Regions from separate parts of the Homo sapiens genome. Here region 2 is linked to region 1. The links are chromatin loops, found by intact Hi-C in ENCODE. Cell type or tissue: IMR-90. All regions are shown on one strand. Links, peaks and the distances in the headings refer to the core of each region. The heading gives the core; the rest is flanking DNA. Region 1 overlaps LOC105370913 (a long non-coding RNA gene). Region 2 holds the start of HYKK (hydroxylysine kinase).

Evidence for each region. Peaks named below come from ENCODE experiments on the same cell type or tissue, not always from the same donor. Only the 100,000 strongest peaks of a DNase experiment are listed, where the experiment ranks them.
Region 2: a loop joins it to region 1, with 2.4 times the contacts of the local background. A loop is called at or near these places in 2 of 110 quality-filtered maps.

The regions. Positions count from the first base shown.
Region 1 is chr15:78,700,920-78,717,352 of GRCh38, reverse strand. It overlaps LOC105370913 (a long non-coding RNA gene), which reads left to right. Exons shown (of 3, transcript XR_932509.2): 2 at 9,248-9,365. Among named protein-coding and RNA genes, the nearest start is that of CHRNB4, 68 kb to the right of the region's middle. In IMR-90, for the core only: a CTCF peak has its summit at 7,776 (motif pointing right); no DNase peak of the experiment used is centred there; H3K27me3 peaks cover 2,096 bases.
Region 2 is chr15:78,501,828-78,518,260 of GRCh38, reverse strand. It overlaps HYKK (hydroxylysine kinase), which reads right to left and starts at 10,684. Exons shown (of 5, transcript NM_001013619.4): 1 at 10,590-10,684; 2 at 4,836-5,177; 3 at 3,154-3,293. The coding sequence starts at 5,172. In IMR-90, for the core only: no CTCF peak of the experiment used is centred there; a DNase peak (open chromatin) is centred at 10,860; H3K4me3 peaks cover 1,389 bases.

The sequences.
Region 1 (16,433 bases), core at 3,401-11,400:
AGATCCTTTTTTCTTATTTCTTTCGCATAATCCTACTTCATTCGTTCATTTGCTTATTTTTAAAAGGGTCATGTGTACAAATACATAGTTCAGAAAAAATTTAAATATAACTATCTATAAAAGTATGTGGCAAAATCCCATTCACAGTCTTATTCTCCTTCCACAGCCAACACTTTTAATTGGTTTCTTATATATCATTTCAGAATTTATCTTTGCAAATACAAATGTATGTTCTTATTCTACTCTTCTCTCTCAACACAAAAAGTAGCATACCATACATACTATAGCATTCCTTGTTCCTTTAAAAAACACACACAATATATCCAAGTTCTTCCACATGAGTTCAGAGGTCTTTGTCATTCTTCTTTACAACCGCACAGTATTCATCGTTTGGATGTACCACAGTTGACTTAACCAGTTCCCTGTTGGTGGACACTGAAGTCATCCCTATCATACTACTACAAACAATAATGCCAAGCATAACCACCCACACACACCAAGTTCATTTCTGAATCTGCCTTTGATGAAGCCTCTATCTGAATCACCACAAGGTCACAAGGCTGAAAAGTTAGCCAGTTTTTTAGTTTTCCTTATGTACAGCAGTATGTAGCAAAAGACTCCCTTGGGCAAAGCAAATGTACTTTTTGGGGATTTACTTCATAACAATACATGGATAAACAGAACACCAAGGAGAACCATGTCTATTTAACCATGCACATGTATGTATACATTACATGCATATGCATAGAAAGTATACAATAAATCCATCAAAGCATTAAGCATTGTCTCAGTACAGTGGATCTATGGAGAGCTTTGTAGACCTCCCTCCTTGCCTATCAATTTTTCCTAATTTCACAACAGTGAATATGTACTATTTTTGCAATATAAAATTTCAAAAAAATGTTAACCCAAATTAAGCTGGATACATTCCTTGTCTGTCCTATATTTGTATGGTGCTCCAGAGTGCTCAAATATCACTTTATTTAAAAAAAATTTTTTTTTTTCAAATATAGAGTCAGGCAGGGCCTTGCTCTGTCGACCAGGCTGGTCTTGAACTCCTAGATCCTCCTGGATCCTCCCACTTCCACCCCTCAAAGTGTGGGTATTACAAGTGTGAGACATCACGCCCAGCTGGCTTCATTTGAGAAATCTTTCCCCAGCACTCCATATATTATGAATAATTCCTTTATTCTTGTTTTGATAGCATCTTAGTCATATCTCTATTACCTCACTTGTCACATGATAATCAGTTGCTCCCCCATCCATCTCCCTTGATTGCTCATGAGCTCCTTGAGAAGAGTCTGATTTTCAGCACTTTGAACAGTGTGACACATATATGCTTCATATGCAGAGAAGGACATGATTTCACTACAGTGTAACTATTCCCAGAATTCAATGCCTGTATTTCTAAATTGTTCTAGATACTCTGCAACAACCTGAGAATGTTATGTTTTTCCCTAAAACTTCCATCCATTACTGAGTGTCTATGGTCATAGTTAACTCAATTGCAATGTGACCTCTGGCCAAGCCCATTCCTAGTTTTTTTTTTAGGTGATTTTTAATTTTAAATTTTTATTTTGATTGTTTCCTTTTTGTTTTTTCTAATCTAGCAGTGGTTGGTAAATTTCAACATCTGTATATCCCTGTGTCTTTGCACCTGCTGGTCTCTGCTTGGAATATCTCAAGGTTTTATTCACCTGGAAAAAATTTCTACTCACCCTTAAAGAATCAGCTTAAATAGGTCGGTGTGGTGACTCATGACTGTAATCCCAGCACTTTGGGAAGCAAAGGCGGGTGGATCACCTGAGGTCACTAGTTCCAGACTAGCCTATCCAACATGTTGAAACCTTGTCTTTACTAAAAATACAAAAAATAGCCGGGCGTGGTGGCAGATGCCTGTAATCCCAGGTACTCGGGAGGCTGAGGCAGGAGAATCAGTTGAACCCAGGAGGCGGAGGTTGCAGTGAGCTGAGATTGTGCCATTGCACTCCAGCCTGGGCGACAGTGTGAGACTCCGTCTCAAAAAAACAAACAAAAAAATTCCAGAAGAAAGTTTCTGCTTGGTCTGGTCTGGGTTGGCTGGGTAGCTGGGACGCTAAAACTGCCAAGCCCTCTAGTGTCATGTGGTTGAAGCAGGGCCGGGAGATGTATTAGTCAGTTCAGGGTGCCATGCCAAAATACCACAGATGGGTGGCTTAAACTGCAAACATTTATTTGTCACGGTTCTGGAGGCTGGGAAATCCAAGACCAAAGTGCCAGCAAGGTAGGTTTCATTCTGAGGCCTCTTCTCTTGGCCTGTAGGTGGCTGCCATATTGTGCACTCATGTGACCTCTTCTTTGTATTTGTGCAGAGAGAGAGTGAGTGCACCCTCTGGTGTCTTGTCTTATAAGGACACTAATCCTACTGAATCAGGGCCCCACCCTTAGGACCTCATTCAAACTTAATGACTTCCTGAGAGGCCTCATCTGCAAATACAGCCATGCAGAGGGTTAGGGCTTCAACATATGAATTTGGAGGAGACAGAGACACTCAGTCCATGATGGGAAGAAAAACTATTCATGAAAAAAGGGGTGCAGTGGCCAGAAAAGGGGGCAGACAAAATATTCTCCCCATTTCCCCCAATACACAACACAACACACACACACACACACACACACACACACACACACAGAGCCCTGACTTTGCCCCTTCCTCACAAGGCCACTCCCCACCCATAATCATTTACCTCCCTCCTATCCTGCTCTCTGGAGCTGCCCCTTCCCCTAAGTTGTCCTGTGGCTCACTGATTGCTGCATGCAGGTAGGTGCATGTAAATGTAGCTGGGGCTGGGAACCTCCTGGACCATGTGTGTCCTGAGCCCCACTATGAGACTGGGCAGGAAGTGGGTCTCACCCATGTCTCCTGTCCTCAGGCAGAGCCTAGCCTTGGGACATGAGCTCAGAGGATGCTGCAGCTTTGTTGGATTCACCTCAGGCCCCCTTTCTCCCCATCCACTTATAAGGTTCCCAGGGCCTTGATACCTCTGTCCTTGGAAGAAAAGAATGTGATTACCCAGCTCACTCAAACCTGCTCGTGGCTTCCCGCAATAGAAGCACAAAATTTTCTAATTCAAAAGAGTCTACCAAGTGACTAGCAAAGTGAATGAGGAAAGACCTACAACAAGGCACATCATTGAGAAATCCAAAGATAGAAAATCCTAATATCTTCCAGAGAGAAAAGACAGGTCACATGTAAAGAGCCAAGATTCTGCACGATACTGACTTCTTACCAACAACACTGGGAACTAGAAAATAATAGAGCAGTATTTCCCAATGTGAGAAGTTACTTTCAAATTAGAGCATTATATCCAGCCAAACTGTTAATCAGGAGTTGGGGTAGAACAATGACATTCTAAAATATGTGAAGGTAAGAAAGCTTGGCTTCCATTCACTGCTTTTCAGGAAGCCACTGGAAGATGTACTGCAACATAATGAGACAGTGAACCAGGGAAAAAGAAGATCTGGGGCAAGGGAACAGGAGATGCACACAGAAGAGGCAGCAGGAAATTCACACAATGGTGCAGAGACATGTCAGAATGCCAGCCATGCCACAGGCTGAGAGCTGAGTCCAGTTTGGAGCATAAGGATGGAGGGCAAGGGAGAGAGGGAAGCCTCCAGGAAAATAACAGGGCTGATAGAGTAGCTCGTGTATCTTAGTTTTAGATAATTATTACCAGGCATTTCATAGATCAGTTGGAGTAACTGAAAGAAAGGTAGTTAATAGGTACAAAAACATATAAGCAAACGAAGGGAAAAAATTTGAAGCAATTATTAACTCCAGGGGGAAAAAAAGGAAGAAATGAAACAATTTCAGTGCAGGACTTGGCTTAGGAAACAAAATTTAGATATCTACAAGAATGTAAATGCTTTTGATTTCACAAGATTTTGATCCAGTGAAATTGGTAGAATGGAGGCAAGGAAACTGTTAAGACCTCATAAGGGAGGTAAGCCCTATACTGTGCTATTCCAGGAAGTAGACAGATACTGAAGAAAACAAATCAAGAAATAGCAACGTAAACATTCTTTAGAAATATGATGCAAATACCAGAGGAAGTAGCAAAATGAATTTAAAGTGACGGCCTCTGGGAATTAGGATACAAAGGTGTTGGGGTGATCAGACTCAACACCAGGACGTGGGGGCTACAAAGTCCGGTGGAGTCAAAGGAATGAGGAAAGACAAGTTGAGAGAGAAAGTGGGACCAGGGGGCCAACACTAGTATAGAGGCTGTGAAGGCCCTGAGCTCTGGGAGCCCACACTATTTATTGGTGATCAAAAAAAGAAGCAGGTGGTGAGGATGTGGGGGTTGAAAGGAAGTGACATATCAAGCATATAAGCTACAGCTGTGATGGTGTAGCATTTTCTTTGAAACATATGGCTACTTGAGATAATGGGAGTGCTAGAAGCAAGGAGCCAGCAAGTCTAGACACATTCCAAAGGCCATGAGAGGTTTTAGACCCCGGACCCCGGACCCCGGACATGTTCCAAGCCCACCTCGGCTTCTCTCCCAGCACTCAGCCTTTCTCCCAACACAAAGGCAAGAAAAGAAAGGGCATAGGAAATGCTTTTTGATATAAGCCTATTATTACCATTTTGTTCTTTTTTCTTCTTCCTTTTTTTTTTGTACTGAGGATTTCTTGCTCCAGATACCATTTTGTTCCTTTTTAAAATTTTATTTTTATTTACTTATTTATTTATTTTGAGACAAAGTCTCATTCTGGCACTTAGGCTGGAGTGCAGTGGCATGATCTTGGCTCACTGCAACTTCCGCCTCCCAGGTTCAAGCAATTCTCCTGCCTCAGCCTCCGGAGTAGCTGGGACTACAGGCGAACACCACCAGGCCTAGCTAATTTTTTTTTTGTACTTTTAGTAGAGGTGGGGTTTCACCATGTTAGCCAGGATGGTTTCGATCTCCTGACCTCGTGATCCACCCAAAGTGCTGGGATTACAGGCGTAATCCACTGGGTGAGCCACCGCACCCAGCCCCATTTTGTTCTTAACTCTGTGTATCTAGCGCTTTGATTGAAATTAAATATAATGTTATAAGTTCTGGAGATCTGTTGTACAGAATGACTATAGTTAATAATAATATATACTTGAAAATTGCTAAAAGAAGATTTTTTGCTTTTATTATTATTAATTGACACAATAATTGTACGTATTTGTGGGGTACAGTATAATATTTTTATACATGTATACAATATGTAATAATTAAATCAGGGCGATTAGCATCTCCACCACCTCAAACATTTATCCTTTCTTTGTTCTGGGAGTATTCAAAATGCACTCTTCTAGCTATTCGAAAATATATAATAAATTGTCATCAATTATCATCACCCTATAGTGCAAAAAAACACTAGAACTATTCCTCCTATCTAGCTGGGGTTTTTTGTTTGTTTGTTTGTTTGTCTTTTGCTTTTTCAGACAGGGTCTCACTCTGCCCCCTAGGCTGGAGTGAAGTGGTGCAATCACAGCTCACTGCAGCCTTGACCTCTTGGGCCCAAGTGATCCTCCCACCTCAGCTTCCAGAGTAGCTGGGACCGCAGGCATGCACCAACATGCCTGGCTAATTTCTAAATTTTTTATAGTGATGGGATCCCCCTATGTTGCCCAGGCTGGTCTCAAATTCCTGGTTTCAAGTGATCCTCCCACCTCAGCCTCCTAAAGGGGTAGGATTATAGGCGTTAGCCACCAGCCATGTACTCTTGTATCTCTTAACCTGTTAGCCAACCTTTGGCTACCCCCTCTCCCTTACCCTTCCTCACCTCTAGTAAACACTACTCTAAGCAAATAGATCTTAAATATTCTTACCACAAAAATAATAATAAAAGTATGTGAGGTGATGAAAATGTTAACTTGATTTAATCATTTCATAATGTATGCACATATCAAAACATCACATTGAACACTGTAAACATACACAATTTTTATTTATCAATTATACTTTAATAAAGATGGAGGAAGAATTGAATATAATGTTAAAACAAAAAACAATTGCAGGCCAGGTGCGGTGGCTCACGCCTGTAATCCCAACACTTTGGGAGGCCGAGGCAGGTGGATCACCTGAGGTTGGGAGTTGGAGATGAGCCTGGCCAATGTAGTGAAACCACATCTCTACTAAAAATACAAAAATTAGCTAGGTGTGGTGGCACACACCTGTAATCCCAGCTACTTGGGAGGCTGAGGCAGGAGAATCACTTGAACCCAGGAGGCAGAGGTTGCAGTGAGCTGAGATCGTGCCACTGCACTTCAGCCTGAGCAACAGAGTGAGACTCCGTTTCAAAACAAAACAAAACAAAACAACAACAACAAAACAATTGCAAAACCTAAAGAAAATCATTAATCTAGTCCAGACCAGCCTTTTACAGATGAGGTCACTGAAGTGCAGAGTGGTGAACTGACTTGTCTGATGTTACACAGCAAGTCATGGCACAGCTTGACCTGAAACCCAAAGCCAAGTTGTTTTCTATTACCTCCAGGTCCTTCAGTCCAGCCCTCCTGGGGCTCTGCCTTGGGAACTGGTATTGGTGACAAACGGATTAGAGAGGAACATGCATGGAGCTCTCCATTTAGACTGACATATTCGCATTGTGCCTGGGCACCGGCAAGAAACAGTGCAAGCTCCAAGAGTGCTCGCCCCAACCCTTTTCCCCCTCCCCATCCTCTCTCATAACCAACTTCAGCTAAAAGGTCTGAGAAGAAAAGGGAATCTTAGATGACTCTCACTAGGGTGTAAATGACTCCCACCATGATTTTTGTTTTATTGAGACATAACCCCAAAAGCAGTTTGATGGATAGTGTGCCAGGCAGTAGGATGAAGACAGATGGGGAAACTGCCTGGGGTCATGGAGAAGGTGGAGGCACTGAGGCCCTGAGTGATTTTATAAGCACTTTAAGAAAGGTCCAGCACCATGATTTCTTACCTTCACTACCCAGGACCAATAAGGTCCCACGTCCTGACAGATTTTGTTTATCAGACAAATTGCACTCAGTCATGCTTCATTTTCCTCCAAGAGTTCCCAGGTTACATAGAATTGAGATAATCTCCCCACCTTGCCATCACCCCCACAAAGACACTCCATGTTTCTGTTTACAATACAGTCTTATATGGATTGATATTAGATTTTCAGGTGCTCTTTGCATTTTGCAACTATTGCTCAAGCTGGAGACCCAAAACGAGCACTAGCTTTACAGTCAAAGACCCCTGGGTTCCAGTTTCAGCTGAGAGACTGTAAGCACATCGCTAGCCCACTCTGATCCTGTCTCCTAGTTGTATAATCACCTCTTTCCCATCAATTGCGAGGCTGGAGAGAAAAGTGTCCACTCTGTGCCCAGTACACAGTAGGAGCTTAGTAAGCTTAAGCTCTCTTGCTTCCTCACTATCCTAAAGTGGTAGCGGAAAGACAGATGTGGGGAATGGCACCTGGGAGGCTCCAGCTGTATGCTTCACAATCCTACCAACGAAAAATCTGAATTAGGCTTCAGTTTCCCGTCTACAAAATGAGACAGGACAGGAGTGGGTAGGAAGAGGAGGAGCTTGGCCTTGTTGGTTTAAGCTGGGCTCGTCTGATTCTGTAACGCGGGCTTCATTGCAGGGTCCAGCCCACTCCCCAGCCAGGGCTTCGTGTGCTCTGAATGTCTTTTGGCCAAGTCCAAGGCTATCCAGGGTCGGGGTCGGGAGGCTGGGTGGAGGGTAGTAGGGTGGAGAGAAGCAGTTCCCGCATATAACCTGCAGGTGGCACCAGAGCAGCGCGGGAGCCGAGGGTTCCGCTCCAGCCTTCCTGGAGACCCGAGCAGGGCGGGGTAGGGCAAGGCAGAGGTTGTGCACACCGCTCATCTGGGCAGTGGCACAGGGCTGCGGATCAGTCCACACTGTTTGAAATAGACACATGGGTCGTCTGGCTCATTTCCTCTCTTTGGTAGGGTGATCATATGCTTTATCATCCAAATTCTTCGGAGAGTGAAAGGGACACTATTATAATTGCACCGGCACAACAGACATAACCTTAGCTGTACCTTGCAAACCAGAACATATTGCAACCCTACCCTCCGGTCACTTTTTCTTCCTTGTTTCCATTCTTTCTTTTAATTTATTTTCTTTTTAAACACACAGCATTCTCTTTCCCCCAAGCACCACTGTCTTTGAAAATGCCCTTGCAATTGGGATATTTTCAACAGGGCAACATCTGCTTTCGCATCTTGAGTCTGAACAGTGTCTCTGAACCCACCCCAAAGGCTGGTTTTAGCTTCCAGTCAGAAGACTCTGTTCTCTGGCTTACCATCCCCATGACTCAAGAATTAAAGATGTCAGACGTGGAACAGTGACCCTTATCTCAACTTTGGTGCCTCTTTGCTAAATTTATTCCTGTAATTTTGTTCTGAGTGCTCATGTCCTTTATCTCATTGAATTTACATATATTAGTTTATCAAATTACAAGCAGACAAGCCCCATTAAGCAGGATTCTTATATTTCCAAGATCACCCCATTACTCCATTCAACCCCAAATTAGCATGCCATTTATCTCCTTGTTTCTGAACCGTCTTCACTTAATAGTCTCGTAAACATCCATCCATTGCAAAAAGGACTCAAACTGTTCTCACTTCCATTTTTAGTTGATTCATTGATATCCAAGTAATTGATTTGTCTGGAGGAGTCATTAGTAGAGAACTGTGCCCTTAAATTTAGTTTTATAGTGGAATTCTGCTAATTAATATCTCTCTGTGTCATTCTCACATTGCAGCAAATGACCATGGGTTTCTATCTTAACCTAAAATCTAGGTTAGAAATTTGATCTTATCTGAGTAAGATATTAATAGATAATGTGAGGCTTTTTTAAATTTACTGAACATTTTCTCAGCTAAGAATGACACTCATGGTCACAAATATCTATGTAAGCAAGCAGAAAATTGGGCTGTAAATATATAAACACTTAAAATATCATGTTTAGAGACAAGATTTTCCTTTTTTTTTCTTTTTAGTAAAGTATATTTGCTATGGTTGGAATGTTTGTGTCTCCTCCAAAATTCATGTTGGAACTTAAACCCCCATGTGATAGTATTAAGGGGTGGTGTCTTTAGGAGATGACTAAATCGTGAGGGAGGAGCCCCCTCATGAATGGGATTAGCGACCTTATGAAAGGGCTTGAGGGAGCGACCTAGCTCAGTTTTCTTCTTTTGCTTTTCTGTTCTTTCCACCATGCTGGGACACAGCGTTTCTCACCTCTGGAGGACTCAGCATTCAAGGTGCCATCTTGGAAGCAGAGAGCAGCCCTCACTAGACTACAAACCTGCTGGCGCTTTGATCTTGGACTTCCCACCCACCAGAACTGTGAGAAATACATTTTTGTTCTTTACACATTACCCAGTCTCAGATATTTTGTTACAGCAGCACACATGGACTAAGACAGTATCTTACATACAGCGAGGTGCATATACCTTAAGCTACAACTCCTTACTATTTACATATGTGCACACTCATGTGACCGCCACTCAGCTCAAGATACAGAATGTTCCCATCAGCACAGAGGGCTCCCTCTTGCGCCTTCTTAGTTGCTGTCCCTGCAAAGTTAACCAGGATCCTGACCTCTGTCACCATGGATTAGTTTCACCTGTTCTTGAACTTCATATAAATGGGATCATTCAGTATGTGCAGGTTTGTGGCTGGCTTCTTTCACTCAACATAATCCTGTGAGATTTAGCCATGTTTTGGGTACTGGTAGTTGTTTATTTTTCTGGTTGTGTAGTTTTCCATATTTCATTTATTACCCTTCTGTTTTTATGTCTAACTCAGTGTTTTGTGGGGTATATTGGTCCTTTTTAGCTAGATTGATATTAAACATCTTATCAATGAAGCTTAGGAGATTTTTAGAAGACAAAAGCCTAATAAACTCAAGCCCCCCAAACTTAAGCCAAGTTTCCTTCTCACCCCTGCTTGAGTTGTTCTTCTTCATGTGGTATTCTTTTCCTCACAAAGCTGAGGGAAAATCAAGGAACACAAGAGCTCTTCATCATGTTATCAGCTTAGGGATGCTTGTCATCTGAATAACAGGGTAGATATTTATAATCCAAAATGTTAAAATAACTAGAGCAAACACTTACATAGCACTGACTGCTGTTCACAGTGCTTTACATATATTATTTTCCTCAAAACAACTCTGTGAAATAGACACTATTATTGTCATCCCCACATTTTAGATGGGGAAATGGAGGCACAGAGAGACCATGTAACTCTCCCAAGGTGGTAGGGCCAGGACTTGAACCTGGGTTTTCTGGTTTTAGAGCCTGCACCCTTCACCACCACACCATATTGTGTAGCATGATACTTCCTGTGGTTAAAGTGTTTTCTTATATTAGCTTGGGAGCTTTTCTGAATAATTCAAATCTTATAAATTTGCTTCAAAGAATACAAGAAATTGAAATGGAAGATCTAATATAGAATGTGTGGGATTCATGAATAAATTATAGGACTCTCTGGTTTTAATAATAATTATTTGCTTATCTTGTGACTTTTGTCAGGCAGGGTTATAATGTGCTATCCTCATTTTCCTCCTCTTCAACGGGAGGAGATGGGCTCAGAGACAGGCACAATTTATCATAAAGTCTCATCACACTTTCCCTCACCATCTGGAAGCTGGAGATAGGTTTGTGAAATCTTGGTTGAGAAAGAGTTGAATGCCACTTGTAGCATAGTGAGTTTTATAAAGATGGTTTTACTAGCCAGTTCTGTTGCAGAGAGTCCTGCAAGTTTTTGCAATTAATGTGACCAACAGTTTTCTCACAAAGATTATCAGGGCTCTAGAGGAAATTATCTTCCAGTTTTATTCTGCTGCTAAAGTGCTCTATTTCTTTATAGATGAACTAATTAATTCTTGGTCACTTGTTCTCCCTTAGACATTTCTCTGCCTCTTTATGCTGTGCTTTATGTCTCTTTATGCTCAGCCCCAGGTTTTTCCTTCTAACTGCAAGAAGAAGATTATTGAAATTTTCTCTCTCTCAAACTCCCAGGCTCAAGTGATCCTCCCCTGTCTACCTCTTGTGTAGCTGGCATTACAGGTGTGCACCACTGCACCCTGCTGATTTTCTCTTTAACCTTCCCCCTGAGCATGTGTACACACACACACACACACACAAACATACATATAGACACACAGACCTCCACATGTATACACACACACAGAGACACACATATATCCACACATACTCATTAGAAATACATTTACACACACACACACGTGCACACACACGTATACCCACCTTCCTTCCATCTTCTTCTCAGGACTCAGGGCTCTCAGAGTAGTGGAAAGAGTCTTGTACCATGAGTCAAGGATCAACTGTGCAACTTTGCTCAAGTGTCCTTCCTTTTGAGATCTCATCTATAATAAACATTCTTATGTTTATTATAGATAACCAAAATAACCCATCAATTAGGGTTATTTTGAAGATAAAACAGATAGGAAGGATAACAGAATGATGACATGTTAAAAAATTAAGCTTGACCAAAAAAAGGTCTGGCTTTTGTCCTAGACTCCTGGGAGGTAATCTTCAACACGTAATGCCTGATAGGAATATCTTTGCCTGGGGATCTTGGGTCATGATGGATAGTCTAATAATAAGATGGTGGGGGCCGGGCGCGGTGGCTCACACCTGTAATCCCAGCACTTTGGGAGGCTGAGGCGGGCGGATCACAAGGTCAGGAGATCGAGACCATCCTGGCTAACATGGTGAAACCTCGTCTCTACTAAAAATACAAAAAATTAGCTGGGCGTCATGGTGGGCACCCGTGGTCCCAGCTACTTGGGAGGCTGAGGCAGGAGAATGGCGTGAACCCAGGAGGCAGAGCTTGCAGTGAGCCGAGATCGCACCACTGCACTCCAGCCTGGGTGACAGAGTGAGACTCCGTCTCAAAAAAAAAAAAAAAGAAAAAAAAAAAAAGATAGTGGGAACTAGCCAAGCCAGGAAAAGTGACTATGTGATTTAGAGTCCAGGCTTTAGGTCACCCCTAAAAGGACTGGAGACTGGAAACTGAGAGCAGCCACATGGACAATCAATCATGCCTCTTTGATGAAGTTCCAATAAAAACCCTGAACACTGAGGCTTGAGGGAGCCTCACTGGCTGAGAATACTCCATGTGTATTGGCACATAGCAAAGCCGGGAGGGTAATGCACTCTGACTGCATGGGGAAGGGATAATGGACACTCCATGCCTGGTGCTCTCCTGGACCCAGCACTATGCCTTTCTTCCCCTGGCTGATTTTAATCTGTCTCCTTTCCATGTAATCAAGCCATAACTATGAGTATAACAGCTTTCTGTGAGTTCTAGCCAATTCTTAGAGGTAAGCAAGCAGAGCTCATCTACTGCCTGCTTGAAAAAAACTATTTAAAAATCCCTAAACTGAAGAAGGCCAGAGCTCTCATGAATCTGACTCAACAGTTTTTGAAGCCAAAGCTGAGGGCATTTGAAGCCAAAGCCAGGCCAGACAGAGATGAGGCTCCTGGGGGGGAACAGGTGCAGTCCTGCTCAGGCTGCGGTGTCCCTGGGCTACAGCTCGATGAGGACTCCTTCTGGGTCACAGCTTCTAGGGGAAGAGTTTGGGGCAGGTTGACTGTCTGATTTGTAGGACTCTGGTGATGAGCTCAGCTGGGAAACTGTGTGGTAATGGGAAGAGAATGGTTTTGCTTTTCCAAATCATCTACCCCCTGTATGCTTGGATCCACATGGGAACTCAGTGTGGAAACTGCCTTTGAAGAGCCTAACCCTGAACTCTGGGCCATGTGTCCAGTTTCCTGGCCTCCAGCTTTGTTCACTCCTTACCCCTACCCATCACTGATGCCAGATCCATCCTCCCAAATATCCTTTCATCCTGTTACCCTCCCCACCACCTCATGGCACCTTCTACATGACAGGAAATGCCTCCCACCTCAGCCTGGCATTCAAGGTTCTTTTGATGTGGCCACCTCTCACCACCCCACCACATCTCCCTGTGGGCCCTGCCAACTTGGATCAATTTTTCCTATCCATGAGCTGAACTTTCCCACCTCCATACTGTTGCTTACACTGTGACCTTCCTCTGAATATTCTCTTCCTCCCTCTTCCCAAGTCCAAATGCTATAGACTGAATTGTGTCTCCCCAAAATTCACACTTGGAGCCCTAACCCCTATGTGATTGTATTTGGAAACAGGGCTCTTAGGAGGTAAAGTTAAGTGAGGGAGGAGGGGCAGAGCAAGATGGCTGAATAGCAGTCTCCATCAGTGATTCTCCTTGCAGGAAAATCAAATTTAACAACTGTCTACACCAAAAAAGCATCATCATAAGAACCAAATATCAGGTGAGGACTCACAGTACCTGGGTTTAACTTCATAACACTGAAAGAGGCACTGAAGAGGGTAGGAGAGACAGTCTTGAAACACCGAGGCCATTCCTCTCCCATCTCCCAGCAGCGGCCGCTGTGGTGCTGAGAATCTGTGCACCTGGGGGAGGGAGAATGCAGCAACTGTGGGACTCTGCCTTCAACTCAGTGCTGCCCTGTCACAGCAGAAAGTGAAACCAGGTGGAACTCATGTGACACCTGCCCATGGAGGGAGCATTTAGACCAGCCCTACCCAGAGGGGTTCACCCATCCCAGTAGTTAGGAGGCTTGAGGCTTGGGTTTTGACAAGCCTTGGCATGGCAGGCTATTATGCCCTGGGGCCCTAAATACACTTGAAAGGCAGTCTAGACCATAAGGACTTCAACTCCTAGTCAAGTCCTGATGCCATGCTGGGCTCAGAGCCAGTGGACTCAGGTGGCACACAACCTAGAGAGACACCAGCCAGGGCAGCCAAGGGAGTGCTTGCACCACCCCTCCCGCAACCCCAGGCAGCGCAGCTTGCAACAACTAAACTGACTTCTTCCTTTTGCTTGAGGAGAGGAGGGGGAAGAGTAAAGAGGACTTTGTCTTACATCTTGGATACCAGCTCAGCCACAGTAGGATAGAACACCAGTCAGAGTAGAGAGGCCCCCATTCCAGAACCTAGCTCCTGAAGTGACATTTCTAGACACACCCTGGGCCAAAAGGGAATCTGCTGCCTTGAAGGAAAGAACCCAGTCCTGGCAGGATTCATCACCTGCTGACTCAAGAGCCCTTGGGCCCTGCAGAGCCAACAGTGATACCCAGGTGGTATGCTTTGGGCCTGGAGTAAGGCTCTGAGACATGCTGGCTTCAGGTGAGACCTAGCATATTCCCAGCTATGGTGGCTGTGGTGAGAGACTTCTTCTACTTGAGAAAAGCAGAGGGAAAGGTAAAAGGGACTTTGTCTTGCAGCTTAGGTACCTCCCTGGACACAATGGGGCAGAGAGCACCAAATGGGCTCTTGTGGTTACTGATTCTAGGCCTTGGCTATTAGACAAGCCCTGGACCAGACAAGCTATTGGACCTGCCCTGGGCCAGAGGGGAGCCCACTGCCCTGAAGGGTGAGTCCCAGGCCTAGAAGCATTCACCACAGGCTGACTGAAGAGCCCTTGGGCCCTAAGTGAACATTGACAGTAGCCTGGCAGCACTCCCTGTGGGCCTGTGGAGGTGGCCACAGGGTGAGGCTCCTCCTCCTGTGGAATGGGGAAGGAAGAATGGCAAGGACTTTGTCTCATGGTTTCAGTGCCAGCTCAGCCATCATAGAATAAAGCACCAGGTAAATTTCTAAGGTTTTTGACTCTAGTCCCTGGCTCCCAGACAGCATCTCTGGACCCACCAGGGCCTGAGGGAACTCGTTGCCCTGAAGGGAAGGACACAAGCCTGGCTGGCTTTGCCACCTGCTGACTGTAGAGCCCCAGGGCCTCGAGTGAACATAGGCGATAGCCAGGTAGTGTTGACAGTGGGCCCTGAGTGAGACCCAGTGCTTTGCTGGCTTTAGGTCTGACCCAGTGCAGTCTCAGTGGTGGTGGCCATAGGGATGTTGTGTCAGCCCACTCCCAGCTCCAAGTGGCTCAGCAGAGAGCGAGAGAGCGAGAGCGAGAGAGAGAGAGAAAGAGAGACTGAAACTATTTAGGAGAAATTACAGGTAAAGAATAAGAGTCTCTGCCTGGTAGTCCAGAGAATTCTTCCAGATCTTATCCAAGACCACCAAGGCAATACCTCTATGAGTCTTCAAGCACCATAGCATAACTGGGCTTGGAGAGTCCCCTAATACAGATACAGCTTAGATCATAACACCCACATCCTTTCAAGTACCTGGAAAGCCTTCCCAAGGATGAGTACAAACAAGCCCAGACTGAGAATACTATAGTAAATACCTAACTCTTCAATGCCCAGGCACTAATGAACATCCACAAGCATCAAGACCATCCAGGAAAACATGACCTCATCAAACAAACTAAGGCACCAGGGACCAATCCTAGAGAAACAGAGATATGTAACCTTCCAGAAAGAGAATTCAAAATAGTGTAATCCCAGCACTTTGGGAGGCCAAGGTGGGCGGATCACGAGTTCAGGAGATCGAGACCATCCTGGCTAACATGGTGAAACCCCGTCTCTACTAAAAATACAAAAAATTAGCCAGGCATGGTGGCGGGCACCTGTAGTCCCAGCTATTCAGGAGGCTGAGGCAGGAGAATGGTGTGAACCCAGGAGGCGGAGCTGGCAGTGAGCCGAGATCACGCCACTGCACTCTAGCCTGGGCGACAGAGCGAGACTCCGTCTCAAAAAAAACAAAAAAAAAAAATAGTGGTTTTGAGGAAACTTAAATTCAAGATAACACAGAGAAAGGATTCAAAATTCTATCAGATAAATTTAACATGATTAAATAATTAAAAAGAATCAAGCAGAAATTCTGTAGTTGAAAAATGCAAATGACATAATGAAGAATGCATCAGAGTCTCTTAATAGTAAAATTGATCAAGCAGAAGAAAAAGTTAGTGAGCTTGAAGACAAGCTATTTGAAAATACACAGAGGAGACAAAAAAATAAAAAATGAAGCATGCCTACAAGATCTAGAAAATAGCCTCAAAAGGGCAAAGCTAAGAGTTATTGGCCTTAAAGAGGAAGTAGAAAAATAGACAGAGGTAGAAAGTTTATTCAAAAGGATAATAACAGAGAACTTTCCAGACCTAGAGAAAGATATAAATATTCAAGTACAAGAAGGTTATAGAACACCAAGCAGATTTAACCTAAAGAAAACTACCTCAAGGCATTTAATACGCAAACTCCCAAAGGTCAAGGATAAAGAAAGGATCCTAAAGCAGCAAGAGAAAAGAAACACATAACATACAATGGAGCTCTAATACATCTGGCAGCAGACTTTCAGTGGAAACCTTACAGGCCAGGAGAGTGTGGTGTGATATATATATATATATATATATATATATATATTTTTTTTTTTTTTTTTTTTTTTTTTTTCAAGACCGAGTCTTGCTCTGTCACCCAG
Region 2 (16,433 bases), core at 6,788-14,787, 200 kb after region 1:
AGCTGAGATCGTGCCACTGCACTCTAGTCTGGGTGACAGAGTGAGACCCTGTCTCAAAAAAAATAAAAAATAAAACACACAAGGGCAGTTTGCCCCAGCTCACTGCCTTGACAGAGGATGCAGTGCAGAGAGGGAAGACCCAGGCGGAGCCCAGAGGACTCTCTGAGTTGAGGAGGTAGAGTTGAGAGTCTGGGGAGACCAAAGGAGTTTGAGTTTGCAGGACAGATTACCAGGGATGGGAGAGCTGCAGAGAGAAAGCACTTCAGGGATCTGCATTATGTCCCCCTTGAGAAATTAGCAGATGGGTGTATGACCCATGTGTAAATGTGAGGAAACTACTCAAAACTGGGGAACGAGCCACCTGAAAAGATTAGAGGGAAGAGTACATGGCACGCACAGGGCCAGGAAGAGTGCCTGTTCCTACCATCCACACTGGAAAACCTCACAGCTCACAGGACACTGAAGGATTTTGATCAGTAGTAAATTGGTCCTTGGTCCCATCTATCAAGTAGTAAAAGCATGACCCAAAAGGATCAAACTGCTTCCAAGTAACTTCAGTATATCCACTCAAGGTATCCCAGTGAATGACAAGCATAACAAACATGAGGAAAACTATACAAGTCACGCCTTAATCAAACTGCTCAAAACTGGAGATAAAGAGAATTTTTTTTCTTTTTTTTTTAAGATGGAGTCTCACTCTGTCACCCAGATTGGAGTGCAGTGGTGCAATCTTGGTTCACTGCAACCCCCACCTCCTGGGTTCAAGTAATTCTCCTGCCTCAGTCTCCAAAGCAGCTGGGATTATAGGCGTGCACCACCATGCCCAGCTAATTTTTGTATTTTCAGTAGAGACAGGGTTTTGCCATGTGGGCCAGGCTAGCTGGTCTTGAACTCCTGACCTCAAGTGATCCGCCTGCCTCAGCCTCCCAAAGTGCTGGGATTACAGGTGTGAGCCACCTTGCCTGGCCTCAAGAGAAAGTCTTAAAAGCAGCCACACACATACAAAAGACACATTACATTCAGAGGGACGATCTGATGGCAGATTTCCTGTCAGAAATAATGCAATGAGCCCGGGAGGCAGAGGTCACAGCGTTGCACTCCAGCCTGGGCAACAGACAGAAACTCTGTCTCGAAAAAAAAAAAAAAAAAAAGAAAGAAAGAAAGAAAGAAAGAAAAGAAAAGGACCTGATGCAAGCAAGAAGTGGAGCAATGTCTTTCTTTCTTTCTTTTTTCTTTTTTTTTGAGACAAGGTCTTGCTCTGTCACCCAAGCTGGAGTGCAGTGGTGCGATAACTCACTGCAGCCTCAACCTCCTGGGCTCAGGTGATCCTCCCACCTCAGCCTCCCAAGTAGCTGGGACTACAAGCATGCACCACCATGCCAGGGTAATTTTTTGTATTTTTAGTAGAGACAGGGTTTCACCATGTTGCCTAGGCTGGTCCCAAACTCCTGGCCTTAGAGTGATCCTCCTGCTTTGGCCTCCCAAAATGCAGGAATTATAGGCGTGAGTCACCACACCTGGCCTAAACCTCTTTTCTGTATAAATTACCTAGTCTCAGGTATTTCTTTATAGCAGTGCAAGAATGGCCTAATACAAAGACCAATCCCCTGGCTAGGCATGGGGTAGCTCATGCCTGTCATCCCAGCACTTTGGGAGGCAGAGGCGGGAAGACTGCTTGAGCTCAGGAGTTTGAGACCAGCCTGGGCAACATGGTGAAACCCCATCTCTACAAAAAATACAAAAATAAATTAGATGGGTGTGGTGGCACACGCCTGTAGTCCCAGCTACCCAGGAGGCTGAGGTGGGAGGATTGCTTGAGCCTGGGAATTCGAGGCTGCATTAAGCTGTGACTGTACCACTGCACTCCAGCCTAGGAGACAGAGTGAGACCCTGTCTCAAAAAAAAAAAAAAAAAAAAGACCAACCCTTCTCTTCTTCCTCCTCCTCAGCCCACTCAAAATGAGGATGACAATGAAGACCTTTATGATGATCCATTTCCACTTAATAAATAGTAAATATATTTCCTTTGTCCTGTGATTTTTTTTAAATAACATAAAAGGTACTCAGTCAATATTGAATAAATGAAGATGTTTTATGGGTGGGTCTAAAAGGTACCTGTCATACATTATATTGTTTCTATAGGGCAAAAACATCCTTAACATACATTATTAATCCATTTGCAACCTAGCTATTGCTTTATATGGGGCTCCAGTTGATTATACTGTGACTGGATGAAATCTTCAGGTTTCTATTTGTGAATATTGACTGTTTTCAGTGAGCAGCATGAAGAATATCATGAATTTCTAAAAATTTAGGTAATCTTTCCAACACACCAGTAAGATTTATTTATTTTTTAATTTAAAAAAAATTTTTGGGCTGGCCACAGTGGCTCACGCCTGTAATCCCAGCACTTTGGGAGGCCGAGGCGGGTGGATCACGAGGTCAGGAGATCGAGACCATCCTGGCTAACACAGTGAAACCTCGTCTCTACTAAAAATACAAAAAATTAGCCGGGCGTGGTGGTGGGCACCTGTAGTCCCAGCTACTTGGGAGGCTGAGGCAGAAGAATGGCGTGAATCTGGGAGGCAGAGCTTGCAGTGAGCCAAGATCGTGCCACTGCACTCCAGCCTGGACGACAGAGCGAGATTCTGTCTCAAAAAAAAAAAAAAAAAAATTTCTTTGGAGACAGTGTCACTCTGTCACCCAGACTGGAGTATAGTGGTGTGATCTCGGCTCACTGCAACCTCCACCTCCTGGCTCAAGCGATTCTCCTGCCTCAGTCTTCCAAGTAGCTGAGACTACAGGCACACGCCACCATGCCCTAAATTTTTGTGTTTTTTAGAAGAGATGGGGTTTCACTATGTTGGCCAGGCTGGTCTCAAATTCCTGGTCTCAAGTTAGATTCCTCTGCCTCAGCCTCCCAAAGCGCTGGGATTACAGGCGTGGGCCACAACACCTGGCCTACACCAGTAAGAGTTAGGTAGAAGTTAGCCTTACTGTCATAAAATGTATGCACTCTAGGACTCCATTCCCTTCATAACATACCTTAGGTAGCACCATACATAAAAAGAGAATCTGATCCATACTTTATTTTAAAAATAAAATAACAAGCAAACAAACATCCCTTAGAATAAAATAAAGCCCCAAATCTTACCTGCAGTGTCTTATCCAATTTGGCAGCTAGTTTTCCAATTTCATACAATAGCTGGGGGCTGACGGGAAGCTCAGCGATGGGTCTTCCTGGGAGGTAAGTCAGCAGCCTCACCAAGTAGCTTTTGATTTCAGAGCCACTATCTAAATGGATGGAATAAAATATCCTTTGACTAAATTATTTATATATATATATATATATAGAGAGAGAGAGAGAGAGAGGTATTTAGATATAACAGAATTAGAAGCTATTCTGCCTCTGCAAGTATTACTGAAAAGAACAGAAATTACAGAACAACAACAAAAATGTGCTAACCTAAAACAGCTCGGCAGGATTCTATGAAGCAGAGTTGAGTGGATGAAGCAAGAAGGTAGAATATACAAACCTTAACAACATTGGAACTGGCCATTTACATACCAACAAAATTATAGCCCTAACTCTGCTGGCCTTAGCTCTACACAGAAATTACTTACTGTGGTAAATGAAAGCAAAAACACATACTCTTTCATAAGTTCACAATTGAGGGGAGTGAGGTACAAATAAATGACTTCCAGAATCAGGCTTCTTGTGGGACAGCCTGTGTTTGCAACACAGGACAATAACTGTGTCTCAGGGACCACAATGGGCCTCACGTATTTGGAGCAATGCAAATTAAGAAAGAATGGTGAACAATTAAGAGAGAAAAAGACAATCAAGATTTCGAACCTTTAAAAAAATTTCAAGAAATTGGTTTTAGCCTGTTGCTTAAAGAGCTGAATTAGGTCCATTCTCAGCATTTTAGTATTTAGAGGTGAAAAGGGCTGTCTCACAGATGAGGACTGGCGGCCTTAGGGATTTAAGTGGTCTATGTGTCCAAGGTCACATATACAGTAATGACAAAGCTAAAATCTAAAATTCCTGATTTCCTGATTTCCAGTATTATATTCTTTCTACTATACCACAACACCAGAATTTATAGCTTCTCTAAATAATAAAAATGTTTTATTATTTTTCTGGTTAAAAAAAAAAACAAAAAAACAGGCCAGGCATGGTGACTCATGCCTGTAATCCCAGCACTTTGGGAAGCCAATGAAGGCAGATCACTTGAGGCCAGGAGTTCAAGACCAGCCTGGGCAACATGGCGAAACCCTGCCTCTACAGAACACTACAAAATTAGCTGGGCGTGGTGATGCATGCCTGTAGTCCCAGCTACTCAGCAGGCTGAAGTGGGAGGATCACCTGAGCCCAGGAGGTCAAGGCTGCAGTGAGCTGTGACTGCGCCACTGTACTCCAGTCTGGGTGATAGAGTGAGACCCCTGTCTCAAAAAACAAACAAACAAATAAAAAATCCCAAAACCACCAACAAAACAAACAAAAAATACGAAACAAACAAAAAATATTCCCCTGATTTCCACAAGTCCCCTTAGTTACTATCTGTCAGGGCCTTTCTAAACAGAAAACTTATACCACATTGGGCTCTAACCACTACTCAATCAGAGGACCAATCACCACTTTGATGACGCTGTAGCTTCTCCCAGCACCGAAAACACAACCACCTCTAAGGGTGTACTATTGAGGTGCTAAAAAATAATAACAACCACATCTACACTTGGAATTATGAACCTGCTCTTCATAGTTCTACTTGTGGCCAAAATGCAGTGATGTGTCTGGATAGGTAATGGATCGGCGAATTGGTCATCTCTTACCTACAGACACGAGAGAAGCTGTGTTGTCTCCTTTAGTGTGACACACAGAGGCTGTTGGAAATCCAGCGGCTTTCAGAAACATGATGATGTGATTCTGCACTTCAATCAGGTCTGGATTTTTGCTAGCCTTGGTGTTGCTTATTTTGAGGACATATTCAGTTGGGCCATCTTTGGTTTTTGAAACGTAGACATGAAAGTTTTGGTCATCATAGCTAGGAAGTGGCCGGACCTTGGAAACTTTCAACCCAAACACTGACTCCACTAACGCAGAGGCTTGTTCCTCACTGAAAGTGGGTTTGCTAAGAGCCTCTGACTGCTGATAGTTTCCACTTGACATTATGTCTAGGGGAACAAAAAGCAACAAACAGAAAGGGGACACAGGATGAATATATTTATTTAAATGATTTTTCTCAAGACAGACCAGTAATGTTTCTGTTGATTCTGTACTTCTTTTGATTGTTAAGTTTTACTCATAAAGTTAAAAAGAAAATCAAATCAGTGAATAAGATCAAGAAGTAGATGATTTGACAACTGCATACAAATTCTTATAGGACAAATTATTTTTAAACTTACCTCCCAAACACAGACTAGGAAAGCACCTTGGTATCACTTCGTCCATTCCCTCCTCCTCCCCCATTAATTTTATAGGGGAAATTTTGGTCCTGAGAGGTTAAGTGACTTGCCCAAAGTTACATATTAAGTCACAGTAAGAATTCAGCTCTGGGGCTGGACGTGGTGGCTCGAGCCTGTAATCCCAGCACTTTGGGAGGCTGAGGCAGGCAGATCACCTGAGGTCAGGAGTTTGAGACCAGCCTGGCCAACATGGTGAAACCCTGTCTCTACTGATAATACAAAAATTGGCTGGGCGTGGTGGTGGGCGCCTGTAATCCCAACTACTCGGGAGGCTGAGGCAGGAGAATCACTTGAACATGGGAGGTCGAGGCTGCAGTGAGCCAAGATCGCACCACTACACTCTAGCCTGGGCAACAGGGCGAGACTCCATCTCAAAAAAAAAAAAAAAAAAAGAAAAAGAAAAAAAAGAAAAAAAGAATTCAGCTCTCCAGACTTCTAATCCATGATTATGTCCTTTTGACTATATTCCTACCGTCTTAGGTTAAACAATAAATTCAAATACAGTGATCTTTTATAGTAACAGTTTGGTTAAATTATAAGATCATCTAATTTATTACACATATTTCAAATAGAAAAATGTAGACTGATGAGCTAAGTATTGTGTGAGTCACTGGAGGAGATAAGGCCAGAGAACCAAAGAAAACCCTGTATTAACTATACGTATTAACCTGAAATGACTGAATCAACACTGAAGTGACTGAGTTTACCTTAAATTGTAAAGAATATGTTTTCCACTGCTGAGAGGAATAGGGGCTTAAAATTAAAATTAAGGTCAATTACAAAAAATAAAGTTACATTTGAGTTTGTGACCTATGAAATTAATATCTGCCAAAACTGTGACAGAAGCTGAGAGGGAGAGAAATTACTACAGCCTAAGGGAAGACATTCTTGAGAAGATAGATTTGAATTTTTATCTTTAAAGATAGAGATGGGGGTCTCACTTTGTTGCCCAGGTTGGTCTCAAACTCCTGGTCTCAAGCGATCCTCCCACTTACGCCTCCCAAAGTGCTGGGATTACAGGTGTGAGCCACTGGACCTGGCCTGAATTGATTTTTTTTTTTTTATTTTTTTCAGACAGGGTCTTGCTCTGTCGCCCAGGCTGGAGTGCAATAGCATGACTACAACTCACTGCAGCCTCAACCACCAGGCTCAATGATCCTGAACCTCAGCCTCCTAGGTGGCTGGGACTACAGAAGCCACCATATCAGGCTAATTTTTTGTATTTTTTGCAGAGACAGGCTTTCACCATGTTGGCCAGGCTGGTCTTGAATTTCTGGGCTTAAGTGATCTGCCTGCCTCTGCTTTGTAATCCCAAAGTGCTGGGATTACAGGCATGAGCCACCACGCTGGGCCTTGAATTTTTAAGTATGATTTGGATACATGGGCGGGGGAGGAGACTGTTTTCTTTCTCTTGGTAATTCCACCCTCTGCTACCCACACCTGGTATATTTTCTGAGCATCCAGCTACATATGAAAGACAATGTAGGTCTTCTGAACATGCTTCAGGAACCAAATATTTAAGGTCGTTAGAATCTCATGCTGTTTTCCCAAAATAGTTTTATTCTAATCCTTCTTTCATACTAAGTTGTAAATAATTGATAACATCGTGAGGGTGAGCTGCATTTTAGGGTATGTTTTGATTGCTGTTCAGGGGATACAGTACTATATAAAAATAATCTTATGGGCTGGGCACAGTGGCTCATACCTGTAATCCCAGCCAGCACTTTGGGAAGCCAAGGTGGGAGAACACTCAAGGCTAGGAGTTCGAGACTAGTCTGGGCAACATAATGAGACCCGCTTCTCTATTTAAAAAAAAAAAAAAAAAAAAAAAAAAGAATCTCATGAAGAGTTAGCTTTTGTGGAAAGTGGAAGATGTATTGCTTCTGACAGGGAAGGGGCATGAGAGAACTTTCTGAGAGGCAAGTGTTCTACATCTTGATTAGGCTTTGGCGACATGGCTTACATTTGTCAAAACTTAACTTAAAACCTAAGTAAACTAGTAAGATCTGTGAATATCACTGAATGTAAAATTTACCTCTAAAAAAGAAAGAGCGCTTCTGAGAAATTGGCTAGGACAGAGGAGGTGGATCTTAGGACTTTCTTGGAACTCTAAAAATCAGACCATATGCCTGTTAATGCCTAATTTATTTGGCTGTATCATAGCAAAAACCCACCTAACTCCAGTGAGGGAAAGGGGATAACATTCAGGGAGATATACCAGAAATCTCCTATATGACCCCCTCCCTGCCTCAGTCCTAGGACTATGGCCTGATGACTCAAGTTAAAATAAGGGTAGGTAAAGACAGTGGTTCACGCCTGTAATCCCACCACTTTGGGAGGCTGAGGTGGGTGGATCACCTGAGGTCAGGAGTTTGAGACCAGCCTGGCCAACATGGCGAAACCCCATCTCTACTAAAAATAAAAATAAAAATAAAAAAAAAATTAGCCGGGCATGGTGGCCGGCGCCTATAATTCCAGCTACTCAGGAGGCTGCGGCAGGAGAATCACTGGAACCCAGAGGGGTGGAGGTTGCAGTGAGATGAGACTGCGTCACTTCACTCCAACCTGGGCGAAAGACCAAAATTCCATCAAAAAGAAAGAAAAGTAAAGAAAAGAAAGAAAAGAGAGAAGAGAGAGCAAGAGAAAGAAGAAAGAAAGAAAGAAAGAAAAGAAAGAAGAAAGAGAGAGAGAGAAAGAAAGAAAAGAAAGAAAGAAAAAAAAAGAGAAGAGAAAATAAGGGAGAGGTAACCCTCAAACGCTAACCACCCCCTAGCCCCTGCCATGGCCTTCCCTGATCCTCCTACCCAAAGTGATTGCTCCAGCCTCTTAACTTGCATAGCTTGTGCCACTGATCGGTTTCCATCACCTGTTACTGCAAGTTAATGCCTTCTTGACAATCATGTTTCCTGTTTACTTTCTAACCAGGCATTTGCTTTCAGAAGCAAGTTAAGCCGTTCAGATTTTGTTCACTGAAGGTACTGTGACAAAGCCTAAATGGAGTTTCAAAACAATCTTTGCACTTGAAACTTCTGGGAACCAACATATCCTGTCACACTGTATTTAGGCTTAAAACTTTACAAGGAATTTTAACATTCTTTCTGGAGATATGTAAACTGGTATAAGGTAAGTATTCAAAATGCAATATGGACTGAAGCATTAACTCCAAGATGAAATCCTGGAGTCATTTTCAACTCCCAAAGCGTTAACGATGTCAGAACAATTCTGAATTTGAAATGAATGATAAGTTCTTAAAGTTGTAAGGAACCTTAGAGGCAACTGGTGAAGGCCAATCTCCTTTCTATTCCAGATGTTCCCATACAATCTTTGACTTGTTAAGCTCCTCTTAGGAGAGCGCTGTTTTCCATAGCCATGTAAAGCAAGGTTGTTAGCTCTGGCCATCCAAATAGACTGATGTAATAAAAGGCTGTGCTGGGAGAAATAGGACATATTTTAGTCCCAGTTCTGCTACCTAACCTCTGAAACTCTGGACTAGTCATGTCTCCTCTAAAACAGAGTTGGATTAGATTATTACTAAAAGTCTCCTCTAGCTCTAGTATTCCATGCCACTAAAGTTCTTTAAGTTCGCCTTTTTTCTTTATATAAGCGCTCCATATCATAGAACTAATGGCACAGATCAAGTCAACTCTTGAGAGTAAATAAAAACAAAGAAAAAAATATGTTTATCAGACATGTCTGTCTTAACCAAATGTCTCCTTTGTATGGAGGGGAATTTTTTTTTTTTTGTTTTTGAGACAAGGTCTCTGTCACCCAGTCTGGAGTACAGTGGCACAATCACTGCTTACTGCAGCTTCCAACTCCTGGGCTCAAGGGATCCTCCCACCTGAGCTTCCCAAATAGCTGGGACTGCAGGCAGGTGCCACCATGCCTGGCCTTTTTTTTTTTTTTTTTTTTGGAGAGAGAGGGTCCCACTATGTTGCCCAGGCTGGTCTCGAACTTCTGGGCTCAAGCAATCCTCCTACCTTGGTCTCCCAAAGTGCTGGGATTACAGGTGCAAGCCATCATGGCTGTCTTTTTGATTTTATTATTTTTATTTTTTTAGAGACAGTGTCTCGCTATGTTGCCCACTCACACATTTTTAAAAATTATTAACTTTTTTTCCTACTTCATTGAAAGGGAGAGGAGGAATTCAGGTACTATAGGCTGTTGGTCTATATATCCGGCCAACAGTATTTAGCTCCTGAAAAAGCCCGCAGGAAGCAAGTGTGATTTCCAACTCCAAGATCTGCGTCAGAATCTCACCACCTTTGTCCTGCAGCCGGGAGGGGGCTGGAACTTAAGCTCTGTACTTTGTGCAAAGTATACCAGACAAGAAACAGGAGTCATTCTTGATTCTTTCCTGTCCCTCACTCCCAACGTGTAACAAAGTCTAGTAAATTCTACCTTAGCATGTCTTCCAACTCTACCTTTCTTCTCCTACATTCCCTTTTGCTGCGTCCTTCCAAGGGATTATACCCAGTCAATCTCTGTATTCTCAGCCCCTAGGCTAGTCCCTTATTTAATATTAAATGGTGAACCAAGGGTGACCTTCATTCCACAGACTCACGGGGCAGTTCAACCCCAAGGGGATCATGAAACAGAAAGGTGGGGAATCTAGCATCTGCAGTTTTTCAAAGACAACAGTGCATTACTAGGTGCTTTTAAGGGTCTTCCTGGTGGGTGAAGGGGAAAAAGTGGTGGGTGAGCGGGCTGCAGAGGGGCTGCTGAACCAAGAGGCAGGAAAAGAGAGGAGGAGGGCGCATGAGTAAGTGAGGTTCAGCGGAGCTCAGAGACTGCTCCCAGTAGACACCGGCCAGGCGCCGGCACAGCCCTCGGCCAGCGACCCCACACAGACCCGGGAGGGCTGGCCTCGACAGCTTCTCGGGTGCCACGCTTTCATTCTGGGGGCCCAGCTCAGCCCTCCTAGGTTACAGGTGAGGTCCGGGAAGAAGGGTGACTTGCCCATCACGCACGCAGCGAGCTGAGGATAGCGCGGGCTGGAGGAGCCTGAGGCATAGGACTCCCGGCTCCACACTTGCAGCGAGCCTCCCTGCCCTCGGGGGCGACCCCGACTCCCGCAGCGGGGACGCAGGGCTCGTCTCTGCTTCCCCCTCCTTGGCTCACCGGCAGCGACCCGACGTCCTGGGGTGGATCCCGCTTTCCCGCAGACAGGTAGTGCGGCCTCGGCCGCGCACCGGCGCTAGGAGGTAGAGCAGGGGCCGCAGCGCCCGCGCCCCTCCTCCAAGCCCCGCGAGTCCTGACTTCTGATTGGCTCCTCCCGGTCCCTCGCCGCCCAGTCAGCGCAGACTACTGGATTTTTTTCCCGGCCCCGCCTAGGAGGCTGCGAACAGAAATTCAGAGATTCGGCTTCTGTTGACTTTCTGCAACTCCGCCCAGCCTTCTCACAGTGAGTATCCCAGTCAGAATCCGGCTACCTTTTCATGAACCGGACTCCTTATTCCTGATTGGCTCTCCGGGTTGCCGCCCCACCCCGAGTGGGCAGGCTTTCGGCTCTTGAGTGGCACCTCCGAGTTTCGCAGGGTCCACGTTGTCGTGGCGGTAACACTGACAGCTCCTCACCCGCATCCACGTTTTTGTTTCCTAGCCTTCATTCCTTCTGTTGGAGGCACGTATCCTGGAAGTGATACGCTTAGAAAGCGTGGCCCCAGAGAGACTCGCAATCCCAGCCCCAGGAACTGTAAGGGTCCTGATTGGAAGGCCTGAGTAAGGCCTGGCTGCGTTCCGCAGGAGGATGCTGGAATGTTAGAACCCGAACAGTTTAGGCAGGGCGCAGATGGCTCACGCCTGTAATCCCAGAAATTTGGGAGACCGAGGCGGGAGGATCACCTGAGGTCAGGAGTTCGAGACCAGCCTGGCCAACATGGTGAAACCCCTCTCTACTAAAAATACAAAAATTAGACTCAGGGGGTATGTCTGCAGCTGCAGAAAGATGTATGGGAACAGACACACAACTCTCCCTCCGAGATAAGCACAACAAAGAGACACAGAAGCAGTCCAAGCCTCTGATAAACTCTCCCACTCCGAATCCTTAAAAACTTACTTAGTCTGTAAGAGAGTGTGCCTCTGACCTAACTTGGCCAGACGCCCCTCTCAGGTTTTCTCTAAAATAAACCTCTTATGACCACCAAGCCACTTTTCGTGTTTCTTTCCTCTTTCTTTAATTCTTACACCGAGTAGTTGGGATTACAGGGGCCCACCACCACGCCTTTATCTAGGTAGTGGAATCAGTGGGCTCTCTTTCTGCAGGAAAGTCCGCAGAGACCCCATGATTTTCAGAAAGCTGCACGAGATTCATGGAGTAACAGCCAGGTTAGTTGGATGGTCTTAACTGTTAAGGGCATGAGGCGCTGATAAACAGCTTGATGCCCTTCTCCAGCCAAGCAGGACTTCTCCGATAAGTCAGAGCCCTCTATCTACTGTAGGCTACTGGAAGAGAGTCCTGGGTACTGGTCCACTCATGCCTGCAAATTGGTTTCTTATTTTGTTTTTGCCAATGCACATCCACCCTTTGTTTTCTGTCAGGATATAACACACTCGGATTATCTATAGTCACCCTGATTAACTTGGATGATTCCCAGACCCCTATCAACCACCTACTGAGGGAAGCTTCTTCTCCTGCTTTAGATATGGTTCTTACCTGCTTCACTTCTAATCTCCAAAAGGCAGGGCTGTTTTTCACAACCCCAGGGGAACATAATTAATATCTCATTCCTTTAGATTGTCAAAGAGTGATTTTGACTTGGATTTTTCTGTAACCAGAATTGGAATCCTATTGGCTCCCTTAGGCCCCTCTGCATGCTTTTTGCCTTGAGTGGCTTCTGAGTTATTTCCACCTGTCATTATTCCAGCTCTACTGGTCTTTCTCTACTTCTCTTGGGATGAGGGAATGGGAATTAAGATTGAATCTGGAAATTGTGAGAATTGGAGGCAGGGCTATTGGATCCACAACTGCCCTCTTTGGTATGTGCATTTCCACTCCCTGAATTCTTCTGAAATATAGTATTTGGTAGGGTGTGGTGGCTCACGCCTGTAATCCGAGCATTTGGGGAGGCCGATGGAGGTGGCTTACTTGAGTTCAGGAGTTTGAGACCCGCCTGGATAACATGGTGAAACCCCATCTCTACTAAAAAGACAAAAATTAGCCGTGCGTGGTGGCTAGCGCCTGTAATCCCAGCTCCTAGGAGGCTGAGGTAGGAGAATCGCTTGAACCTGGGAGATGGAGTTTGCAGTGAGCCGAGATCGCACCACTGCACTCCAGCCTGCATGACAGAGCAATACTGTCTCAAAAAAGAAAAAAAAAAATGTACTTTGTAAATTGCCTTTTTCACTTTAAGTGACCATTTCCTTGTTTTAAAGAATATCCTCGGCCGGGCGCGGTGGCTCACGCCTGTAATCCCAGCACTTTGGGAGGCCGAGGCAGGCGGATCACAAGGTCAGGAGATCGAGACCATCCTGGCTAACACGGTGAAACCCCGTCTGTACTAAGAATACAAAAAAATTAGCCGGGCATGGTGGCGGGCACCTAGAGTCCCAGCTACTCGGGAGGCTGAAGCAGAATGGTGTGAACCCAGGAGGCGGAGCTTACAGTGAGCCGAGATCGCGCCATTGCACTCCATCCTGGGCGACGGAGCGAGACTCCGTCTCAAAAAAAAAAAAAAATAATAATATCCTCATACATAAATCTTTCGTGCACTTTATGTGTTTAAAACTGCTCAGCATCATATTACTAGGTATAAGAGAATAAACACTTTTAAGGCCTTTTTATTTTTTGAGACAGGGTCTCACTCTGTCACTCGGGAGTGCAGTGGCGTGATCTCAGCCCACTGCAACCTCCGCCTCCTGGGGTCAAGGGATCCACCCACCTCAGCCTCCCGAGTAGCTGGGACTACAGGTGCGCATCACCACGTCCGGCTAATTTTTTGTAGAGACGGGTTTCGCCATGTTTCCCAGGCTGGTCTTGAACTCCTGGGTTAAGCAATCCTCCCACCTCAGCCTGGCAAAATGTTGGGATTAGGGGCGTGAGCCACTGCACCCGGTCTAAGCCTCTTAATACATGTTGTCAAATCATGTTTTCCTCTCAATAATACCAACATTGGATTTTAAACATTTACAACATTTACAACATTTTAAAAAGTTCCACCAATGTAAGACAAGATGCGTTGTCATTTTTTTTTTTTTTCTTGAGACAGAGTCTTGCTCTGTCGCCCAGCCTGGAGTACAACAGTGCGGTCTCAGCTCACTGCAACCACCGCCTCCTGGGTTCAAGCGATTCTCCCGCCTCAGCCTCCCGAGTAGCTGGGACTACAGGCACATGCCACCATACCCAGCTAATTTTTGTATTTTTAGTAGACACGGGGTTTCACTATGTTGGCCAGGCTGGTCTCGAACTGACCTCGTGATCCGCCCGCCTTGGCATCCCAAAGTGCTGGGATTACAGGTGTGAGCCACCGTGTCCGGCCAGATATGTCATTTTAAGCGGGGCATGGTGTTGCATGTCTATAGTCCCAGCTACTCCAGGAGGCTTGGGCAGGAAAAGTGCTTGAGCCCAGGAGTTCGAGGTCAGCCTGGGCCACATAGTGAGACCCGTTTCTAGGGGGGAAAAATGTCATGTCATTGTATTAACGTTTCTTCAGTTGGCTACTGGAGCACTTTTAAGTAGTTGCTCTCAAACATAGCTCAGTGGCTGGTCATGGTGGCTCATGCCTGTAATCCCAGCAGTCTGGGAGGCTGAGGTGGGAGGACTGATTGAGGCCAGGCGTTCAAGACCAGCCTGGGCAACACAGTGAGACCCCCACCTCTATTTTTATAATTTTTTTAAAAAAGAGCTCAGCGATAAAAAAAAAAAAAAAACAAAACTGGAGTGAAACAAAATGAACAATTTGCAGTGAGATTATGGACATGATTTTACATTATAAAACAATGTCTCATAAAACAATATCCCAGCAGTTTTATGATACTTCCTTTATATATTACAAGTTGTTTAAAATGCTCAAAATTGGCTTTAGTTTCCACGGTGGGCTACAGCTAAAGCAGCACTTAGAGGAAAATTTAAATATTTACATTTACATTGGAGGAAAAGTGTTACAAAGCTGGGGGAAAGGAGGAAATTAAATAAGTAACAGAAAGGAAATACTTCAGAGCAGAAACCAATAAAACAAAACAAACCGGGCACGGTGGCTCATGCCTGTAATCCCAGCACTTTGGGAGGCCCCGGTGGGCGGATCACAAGGTCAGGAGTTTGAGACCACCCTGGCCAACATGGTGAAACCCCGTCTCTACTAAAAATACAAAACAAATTAGCCAGACATGGTGGCGCATGCCTGTAATCACAGCTACTCGGGAGGCTGAGGCAGGAGAATCACTTGAACCCGGGAGGTGGAGGTTGCAGTGAGCCGAGATCGCACCATTGCACTCCAGCCTGGGCAACAGAGCCAGATTCCGTCTCAAAAAGAAAAAAAAAAAAAAAAAATCCAAAACCAAAACCAAACAAAAAACCAGAAAACAATGGAGAAAATAATGTAAAAAATTGGCTCTTTAAAAAATTAACTCAATTTCTAACCCTTTAGAAAGACTAATCAAGGAAAAAAAAGAAAACACAAATTACCAATATTGGTAATAAAAAGGGACCCTGCCACAGATCATATAGATATTGATAGGGAAATACTGAAAAAAATGCTTAAAATTCAGTACTAACACCACATAAACACAAAATTCACAGTGACAACACACTTATTTAAAAGACAGGGTCTTGCTGTCACCCAGGCTGGAGTGCAGTGGCATAAATCATAGCTCACTGCAGCCTCAACCTAGGCTCAAGCGATCCTCCTGCCTCAGCCTCCCAACTAGCTGGGACTACAGGTGCACAGCACCACACCAAACTAATTATTATTATTTTTTAAGAAACAGGGTCTTGCTATGTTGCCCAGGGTGGGGTCAAATTCCTGACTTCAAGTGATCCTCCTGCCTCCTGCCTTGGCCTCCCAAAGTGTGAACCACCTCGCCTGGCCACACTTGTCATTATACCAGCAAATTTTGTGAGAATTACATATGCATCTGCTTTTGCAATAAATGCATTTTTCAAGTACAGAACACAGGTTTACAACATACATCAAATCAAAATGGTAAATCTGAAGCTACTTTGTAATTAAAAAGCAAAATTAGCATCAAGTGAAAACTGTAAACCAACTAAATGCTACACTGATGAAGCTCTTAAGTTTCCTCCTAGACTGCATATTCAAACTATCAGCTTGTGCCTATGTTGGTATTAGCCTTTAGGTAATGCAAACTTCTTAGAATACTAAATTGGAATCCTTAGAAAATTCTAATAAAGTGCCAATTATGGTTTATGATTACTGAATTCTAAGAAATAAACCTTACTCTTTTAGGTTGCTAATAATAGTGGGAAGAAAGGATACGTCTTTTTGGATGAGTGTCCCCGCCCAAATCTCATGTCGGATTGTAATCCCCAGTGTTGGAGGTGGGGCCTGGTGGGAGGTGACTGGATTATGGGGGTGGTTTCTTATGGTTTAACACCATCCCCCTTGGTGTTGTCCCAATAGTGAGTTCTCCTGAGATCTAGTTGTTTAAAAGTGTGTGGCACCTCCCCTGTCTCTCTGTTCCTCCTGCTCTGGCCACGTGAAGTGCTTGCTCCCACTTAATCTTCCACCTTGATTGTAAGTTTCCTGAGGCCTCCCCAGAAGCCAAGCAGATGCCAGCATCATGCTTCCTGTACATCCTGCAGAACCATGAGCCAATTAAACCTCTTTTTAAAATAAATTACCCAGTCTCAGGCATTTCTTTATACCAATGCGAGAACAAACAAATACACCTGGGATCCTGGCTCCCAGCTTCCGATGACTTGTTTCATGAACACTAATGAACGGGCAGCACAGGGAGCAGGCATCCTCAGCTGCTCCTGGATGGCATCTGGATGGCGGGACATTTCAT